2 separate regions of the Homo sapiens genome follow, and region 1 is linked to region 2. The links are chromatin contacts, found by Hi-C in ENCODE. All regions are on one chromosome and are shown on one strand. Each heading gives the region's core, a stretch centred on a gene start or an enhancer-like site at or near the end of the contact. The rest is flanking DNA. Distances are from core to core; before and after follow the strand shown. Region 1 holds the start of LSM5 (LSM5 homolog, U6 small nuclear RNA and mRNA degradation associated). Region 2 holds the start of ZNRF2 (zinc and ring finger 2).

Region 1 (3,678 bases), core at 91-2,590, 2.2 Mb before region 2:
ATAGATTATCTCAATTAATCTTCACATTAATCTTATGAGTAGATACTGTTGTCCCCATTTTTTCCAATGGGTATATTGAGACTTAAAAAGTTAAAATAACTTGCCCATTGTCAAATAACTGACCATGGAATTTGAACCAAAGTCATTTAATTCAAAATGAAGAAATTTAATCACGTAAACTACTGCTTCCCATAATTCTCAGCCTTGAGGAACTCAGTCTATGAAGGAATGATGGGTGCTTAATGACCATTTGTTGTATGAATGAATGACGTTCTTTGTGGCCGCTCATGTTTATTGTTTAGCTTTTTTTTTTTTTTTTTTTGAGATGGAGTTTCGCTCTTGTTGTTCAGGCTGGAGTGCAGTTGCATGATCTAGGCTCACTGCAACCGCTGCCTCTCGGGTTCAAGCAGTTCTCCTGCCTCTGCCTCCCGAGTAGCTGGGACTACAGGCGCACGCCACCACGCCCAGCTAATTTTTGTATTTTTAGTAGAGACGGGGTTTCACCCATGTTGGCCAGGCTGGTCTCGAACTCCTGACCTCAGGTGATCCGCCCGCCTCGGCCTTCCAAAGTGCTGGGATTACAGTCGTTACCACTGCGCCTGACCTAGACTGTTCAGGTTTAAGTTCCTAGGATACAAATATAAAACAGACTAGGGCCGATACTTTGCTGTTTTCAACACAGAAGTGGAAAGCATGATTTTACACTTCTGGAATAATTTAGAGTGACATCTGGTGGTTGCCTGTGAGACAAGAATTGTTGAAGAAACTGAATTTAAAAGCCTATAATAAATAAGACTACCAGACATAAAAAGATAAGAACGATGAATTAAAGTAGTAAAAAGTTTAAAAAACATATCTTAAATCCTCACTAAAGAAAAATTTTAAAAAATGCTAGTTGCAGATTTTCAATCCACTGGACTTTAAAAAGAAACAATAGATTCCTTAATGAGTAGTTGTAACGAAAATTGTAACAGTTAATTGATGGCAGGAAATACGAATTGATTTATACTGGTTTGAAGATTCTGGCTTGAGAGGAAATGCAACTTTACGGGGGAAGAAGACTCAAACGTTACAGGAACAATTTATTCACAAGGCAAAATATCTTCAACGTCTCTCCAAAACTTCAAGGGCATTATGGGTATCTGCCGAGATGGTAAAATGTCCAGTGGGCAGGAAATATTTCACCGGATCTCACTTGCCGGGGAAAAAAGCCAGTGAACGCGACCCACGCAGCTGACTAGATCGTGCGCTCGGCCTCAGATTGGTCGAGCCTGTTTGGGCTGCGGAAAAAGCGGAAGCGCGCTTTTCAAAGTCGTCCCACCATCAATGAAGGCAGGCCACTTCCGGCGTAGCCATGGCGGCTAACGCTACTACCAACCCGTCGCAGCTGCTGCCCTTAGGTAATCGCCGTCCTTTGGGGAGCAGGAACAGGGAGCTGACATTCAGGATTGGGGGCCGAGGGGCTGTTCCGAGGCAGGCCCTGGCCGAGTGTGGGGAAATGTATAAGACCAAATGCGGTTCGACTCTGAGCTCCAAGTCTTCGCGACAGCAGGCCGCACCTGCTCTTTAACGTGGTCGGGCTCCTCCAGGCAAGGACTTTGACTTCTCAAACCAGACCTTCACTGGAAAAGGTCCACATTTAGTGAACGCGTCGTCGGCCTACTTTGTTGTGAGCCCGCCTCTGCAGTGTTATAGGTAGTAGGCCTACTTCTCAGCCTGGCGTTTACGATCCCCAGATTAGATAGACCATGTTATGTATGTGGTTGGTTAGTGACACTAACACCCTGGTCCGGAATGAGCCTTAAATGAGGAATCTGGAAACCAGCTCTGTTTGTTATTTATTCATTCAATAAGTAGTAACTGAGTATCTATACACTAGATACCGTGCCTGGGCATTTTTCAATGATAAACCATAGCCATTGCCTTCAAATAGCACACAAGCCAGTGGAGGAGAGAACACTGGACAAGTAGACATCATGCCACATAATGCTAGGCTAGCTAAAGAGATGTTCAAGCTACCGTCAGAGCACAGAGGATAGACAGAGTTGGGAAAGGGAAGCAGTGACCGGAGAGTTTCCGGTGAATATAATTATACCTATCTCCTCTTATATTTTTGTAGTTGGTGAAGAGTGATTGAACTAGTGGTCGTGGCCGTGATTGAAAAGTTTTCATTCCTTCATGCCACAGACTCTTTTGGAAGGCTCATTATGTGCCAGATGCTGTGCTTGAACTGAGATTTGTATTATAAGACCTAAAGTTATTGAATGAATGTTTTTCCTGGTTTTTCTTTCACTATATGCAAGTAAGAGTGCCAGTAGGCACTCAAATATTTGTTGAAATAATGAATGGTAAAATAATATTTTTTCCCTCCTCAGAGCTTGTGGACAAATGTATAGGATCAAGAATTCACATCGTGATGAAGAGTGATAAGGAAATTGTTGGTACTCTTCTAGGATTTGATGACTTTGTCAGTATCCTTTTAAAAGGTGGTGGTGGTATAGGTTTTTCTTAAGTAATAACATAAGAACTATAGACAATCAGTATATTTGTGATTATTATAATAAAAATCAGTTCATTCTCAGGGAACTTATGATAATGTTTTAAGAGGTATGTATTGAAAGACGGTAAAGTTCCTATCAACAACAAGCATTTTGAATTTGAGCCATTGTATTAAACATTGTAATTAAAACTGAACAGGCGAGCCCAGTGGCTCACGCCTATAATCCCAGCGCTTTGGGAGGGCGAGGTGGGTGGATCGCTTGAGCCCAGGAGTTTGAGACCAGCCTGGGCAAGATGATGAAACCCTGTCTCCACAAAAATTACAAAAATTAGCTGGGCATGGTGATGTACACCTGTGGGTCCAGCTAATCTCCGGGGCTAAGGCAGGAGGATCCTTTAAGCCTAAAAGGTGGAGGCTGCAGTGAGGTGTGATTGTACCACTGCACTTAAGCCTGGATGACAGAGCGAGACTTTGTCTCAAAACAAAAACAAAAACAAAAAACAAAAGCTGAACAAAGGCAGAAGCTAGAGTAAATTCTGTATTTATTTTCTTAACACCAAATTTCAGATATGGTACTGGAAGATGTCACTGAGTTGTGAGTAGTGTTAAAGAATTGGGGGGAATCTCTTCTTAATTAAAGACAGTTTTACTACTTTTGAGTAAAATTATTTATGAGAAAACATTACCTCTTGGTGGAATAACGTTAAAGATAGACGTTTTATCTGTTTGCTTGTAAAATTGGATCAGAGTGTTATTACCTTAATGTAATTATTAGTAAACGCCTAGAATATTAGTGGAGACACAGTTTTAAGGTAGAAGATAACAAAAAGAGCCAGGAATTTTAGGGTTCAGGTCAAATAAAGGAACTGATAGTAAGAGCATTTAGGCTGGACATGGTGGCTCATTCCTGTAATCCTAGCACTTTGGAAGGCCAAAGGAGGAGGATTAAGCCTGGGAGTTTGAGACCAGCCTGGGCAACAAAGGGAGACCCCTGTCTCTATAAAAAATTTAAAAATTAGCTGGTTATAGTAGGGGGCAGCTGTAGTCCTAGCTGCTCTGGAGGGTGAGGATCCCTTGAGCCCAGGAGTTCTAGGCTGCAGTGAACTATGATTGTACCACTGTACTCAGCCTGGGCAACAGAGCAAGACCCTGTCTCTTAAAAAAAAAAAAACCCAAAA
Region 2 (3,689 bases), core at 953-3,452:
AATGCGATGAAATGGGAATGCTTATCTTCTATACTTCTATTTATTTTCATAAAGGGGAGAGGGGAGGTGGTCTTGATTCATTTACTATTAGCGTTTTGCAATAAAGTAGATCAGCATAAAACATAACTGAAGAAGTAGGATTCATTTTCCCCAGGACAACGCACACTTCCTCCTGTTTCTGTAGTAAAGTACATCACTTTGCTATTAAAAATGTCCATTTTTCACAACTGACTTTTCCTTAACTCTAGTCAACACTGCTCTTCAAAAGAACCTAGCCAATTATTGTACCTTGAAGACAGATGTGCAAAATTTTTACTTCCTTAAGAAACTTTTCCATTTTTTAAATGCTTTCCAAATTAAGCAGGACTCACATTAACTGTGATCTTAAGTAGCAGTTTAGTGAGGTTTAAAAACAAACTTTTCATTAACGCATTCATCCAATTAAAATGACATAGTAACTGGGACTACTGACACAGATTTCAGGATTACAGCTTTATACTAAAAGTCGGTCCAAACATGGTAACTCAGTGTTCATTTGAGACGCTTTGACTTTTGGCCTTTAAAAACTGTTCCCCACTCGAGTCCCCAGATAGAACTACATTTAGCAACTGGTCTCCTCCTGACTTCCTGGTACTAAAAACCACAACCACAAGGGCTGTTTCGTCGGTTTGTTGTAAAACAACATTTGCTCCAGTCATCTCACTGGAAAATAGACTTTCTCTACTGGGCAGCCGCTGAGGTGAGGGTGCTCAGGATGTTTAAAAACAAAACCACGCGTCTATGCGGTAGCGGCACCGCCGGTGTTAAGCGCCGGGTTTCTTCCAGGATGGAGACCGACGCGGGCTGGTCCGGGAGGCAGCCCCCGGCGCCCCGGCAGAAGGAGAAAAGGAGAAGGGTAAAAATAGCCGGCGGCCACGGCCCACGTGCAGCCGCGGGAGGACCGAGCGCGGGTGCGCGGAGAGGGGTCCGTACCTCCAAACATGTGCGGCGAGAGGTGAGCTGGTAAGGAGCCGATCACCAGGCGCGGCCCGCCGGGGCTCCCGCCCACCGGCCGGTCCCGGCCGCCGCCGCCGTCCTCAGGGCTGCTGTGCACCGAGTCCTGCGAGCCGTACGGGCCGCTGCTGCTGTTCGGGATGCTGAAGGGGGACTGCGCCGCGCGGGCCCCCGACGCCACGCTCCCCACGGCCCCGCCGAGGGAGCGGCTGCGCGGGGCCGCCGGGGCTGCCGGGGCCGCCGCGGCCGCCGCGGCGCCGCCGGAGGCGCTGGGCTGGTGCGCGCTGGGCACCTGAGCCGGGAACCTCCCCGCGGCGGCGGCCCGAGCGCCCCCGCCGCCGCCCGCGGTCCCATTGGCGCCTCCGCTGCTACTGGAAGGTAGATCCGAGCCCGAGTACGCGCGCGTGCGGCCGTTAGCGGCGGCCGGGCCGCTCTGTTTGGCGCCCATGTCCGCCCTGCCCCGGGCCGGGCCCGCGCGCTGCGCCCCGAGAGCCGGGAGGGCGGGAGCGAGCGCGGGAGCTAGAGGGCAGGGCCCAGGCGCCGCGGCCGGCCCAGAGAGGCCCCCGCACGTCCAGGGCCGCCGCCCGGCGTCCAGAGGGGCAGTCGGCGCCCGGCGCGCTCTTCTTGGGGCGGCGGGCGAGGCCGACGGCCTGACGCGGGCGCGGGAGACGAGGAGACGCGGAGAGGAAGGGGTCCCGGCTGCAGGCACCCCTCGCTGGCTCCAGCAGGAAGGGGCGGCTCAAGTGGCCGTGCGGCTGCCGCTGGTTTCGGTTCTGGTGCGCCACGACGGGCCGCTACCGCTCTCTGCTGCCGCGCTCGGCGCCCCCGATCTCGGCACCGCCTCCTCTCGGGCGGCCGCTGCTACCGCCGCCATCCTCCGGCTCCCACGGCGGCTGGCGGCTGAGTGGGAGGCGCCCGCCCAGACTCCGCCGGGGCCACCTTCCCTCCTCCCCCAGCCACCCAGCTGTTATTAACGGAGAAAGAGGAAAAACGGGTGGCGCGCGAGGGGAGAACGAAAAATGGGAGGGAGAGGTGGCGCGCGCTTCCCGGCAACCGTCGCCTCGCTCCCCCTGCGAAGGAGGGGCCGGGCTGGCGGGAGGATCTGGGCCGCGAAGGCGGGGGGTGCGCAGATGGGGAGGAGGTTCCCCGGCCCCGCGCCGGAAGGCCGCGGAGCGGCGCGGCTGCAGGGTGCGCCCGGCCCGTGTGTTTGGGTCGCGCGCGTTGACCCCGCCCCCGCCCCCTCGTGCCGCCAGGCCGATTGGCTCCCGCCGGCCTTGCTCCGCCTCCCCCTTCCGCGACCTGCCTGCCCCTGCTCCGCCTCGCCAAGGTACTGCGGTGTGGTAGGTGCTGCCACTCGTGGACTCGGTGATGGACAGGTCTCTGGCCACGCCCTCCCAGCCAGGGCGCGCCCTTGTCTTCCTCGCGGGGCCTACGCCGATAGGAGGAACGGACACCGGGCGCCAACCAGAAGGCGGCCCCTCCTCCCGCACGTGGCCCGCCGACGCTGTAGGAGCCTGTGTCAGCTGCAGCTTTTCCTGGCAGGGGGCGTGAATGGCTGTGTCCTCTGCCCAGAGCCGTTTGGTTTCGGTGGGTGTTGGTGTTACACACTGATTAAAAAAAAAAACAGAAGCTCAAAAGCCAGCTTGATCTCAGACTTACTCATGAAACACCAACCTGGGAGGAAGCGCAGAGTTGGAAGAACTCGGGATAATCCAGGTTGACCCTCTGTGGTAGGGCAAATACTGTGGTGCCAGGAACGCTGCACCTGACTCACAAAACCTAGAATCTAGGCCCAACACCAAACTAAATTATCTGTAGTGAGCAAATTATTTTACTTTTTTGGACTTTAGGTTTATTTTTGTTTTTGTTTTTGAGACGGAGTCTCGCTCAGTCACCCAGGCTGGAGTGCAATGGTGTGATCTCGGCTCACTGCAACCTCCGCCTCCCGAGTTCGAGCGATTCTCCTGCCTCATCCTCCAGAGTAGCTGGGATTACAGGCACGTGCCACCACGCCTGGCTAATTTTTGTATTTTTAGTAGAGACGGTCTTTCACCATGTTGGCCAGGCTAGTCTTGAACTCCTGTCCTCAAGTGATCCACCTGCCTCGGCCTTCCAAAGTGCTGGGATTACAGGCGTGACGTACCGCACCAGGCCGACTTTAGGTTTCTTACCTGAACTGTTTGTGTTAAATCCTAGGGCACCTGCCTCTTTAAAATCCTATAACTTCTCTAAAATGTAATAAAATTCTCCTCAGTGCCTTCCTCAGTGTTGGTGTGGTCTCTTCACGGCAGAGCAGGGTCTGGATACCCAGGGAACAGCCTGCTCTGAGACTCCCATTATGAAAATGTCTAGTCTCTACTTGAAAATAATAATAGCAAGTGGTGTTTTATAAAACTACAGAAATACTTTGTCATCTTTTCACTATTTGCAATAAGTCATTTATGTAATGATTTTCATCACTCTTAGGGTATGGGAATCAAGTTTTTAAACAAATGGAGAATATATGTATACATATAAAGACGTGTATCTGTGTACACAAACACACATATATACATGGAAAAACAAAGGTACCCAGTGCTTTATATGCAGTATCATGTTAAGATATGGTCATCATTTTGGTTAAGTGCCCTCTCCTTATAGATGTTTCCTGCCACCTCCTCCCCCATCCCAGCATCACAGACTGACTTCAGTGTTCC

Evidence for each region. A loop is a pair of places that touch in the nucleus more often than their neighbours do. Pooled maps may share reads with other maps.
Region 1: a loop to region 2 is called in a map of B cell, with 17 times the contacts of the local background. The contact joins the promoter of LSM5 here to the promoter of ZNRF2 in region 2. A Hi-C loop is called at or near these places in 1 of 168 maps with a recorded cell type or tissue (B cell), 1 of 37 single-sample maps with no recorded cell type and 11 of 50 pooled maps.

What each region holds. Positions count from the first base shown.
Region 1 is chr7:32,488,042-32,491,719 of GRCh38, reverse strand. LSM5 (LSM5 homolog, U6 small nuclear RNA and mRNA degradation associated) reads left to right here and starts at 1,340. Exons shown (of 5, transcript NM_012322.3): 1 at 1,340-1,400; 2 at 2,376-2,471; 3 at 3,068-3,095. The coding sequence starts at 1,355. RefSeq lists an enhancer at 1,388-1,437.
Region 2 is chr7:30,283,110-30,286,798 of GRCh38, reverse strand. ZNRF2 (zinc and ring finger 2) reads right to left here and starts at 2,202. Exons shown (of 5, transcript NM_147128.4): 1 at 973-2,202. The coding sequence starts at 1,441. LOC124901607 (a long non-coding RNA gene) reads right to left here. Exons shown (of 3, transcript XR_007060274.1): 3 at 2,545-2,600. LOC105375218 (a long non-coding RNA gene) reads left to right here and starts at 714. Exons shown (of 4, transcript NR_136267.1): 1 at 714-739. RefSeq lists silencers at 957-1,086, 1,237-1,316, 1,397-1,786, 1,867-1,916, 1,927-2,356.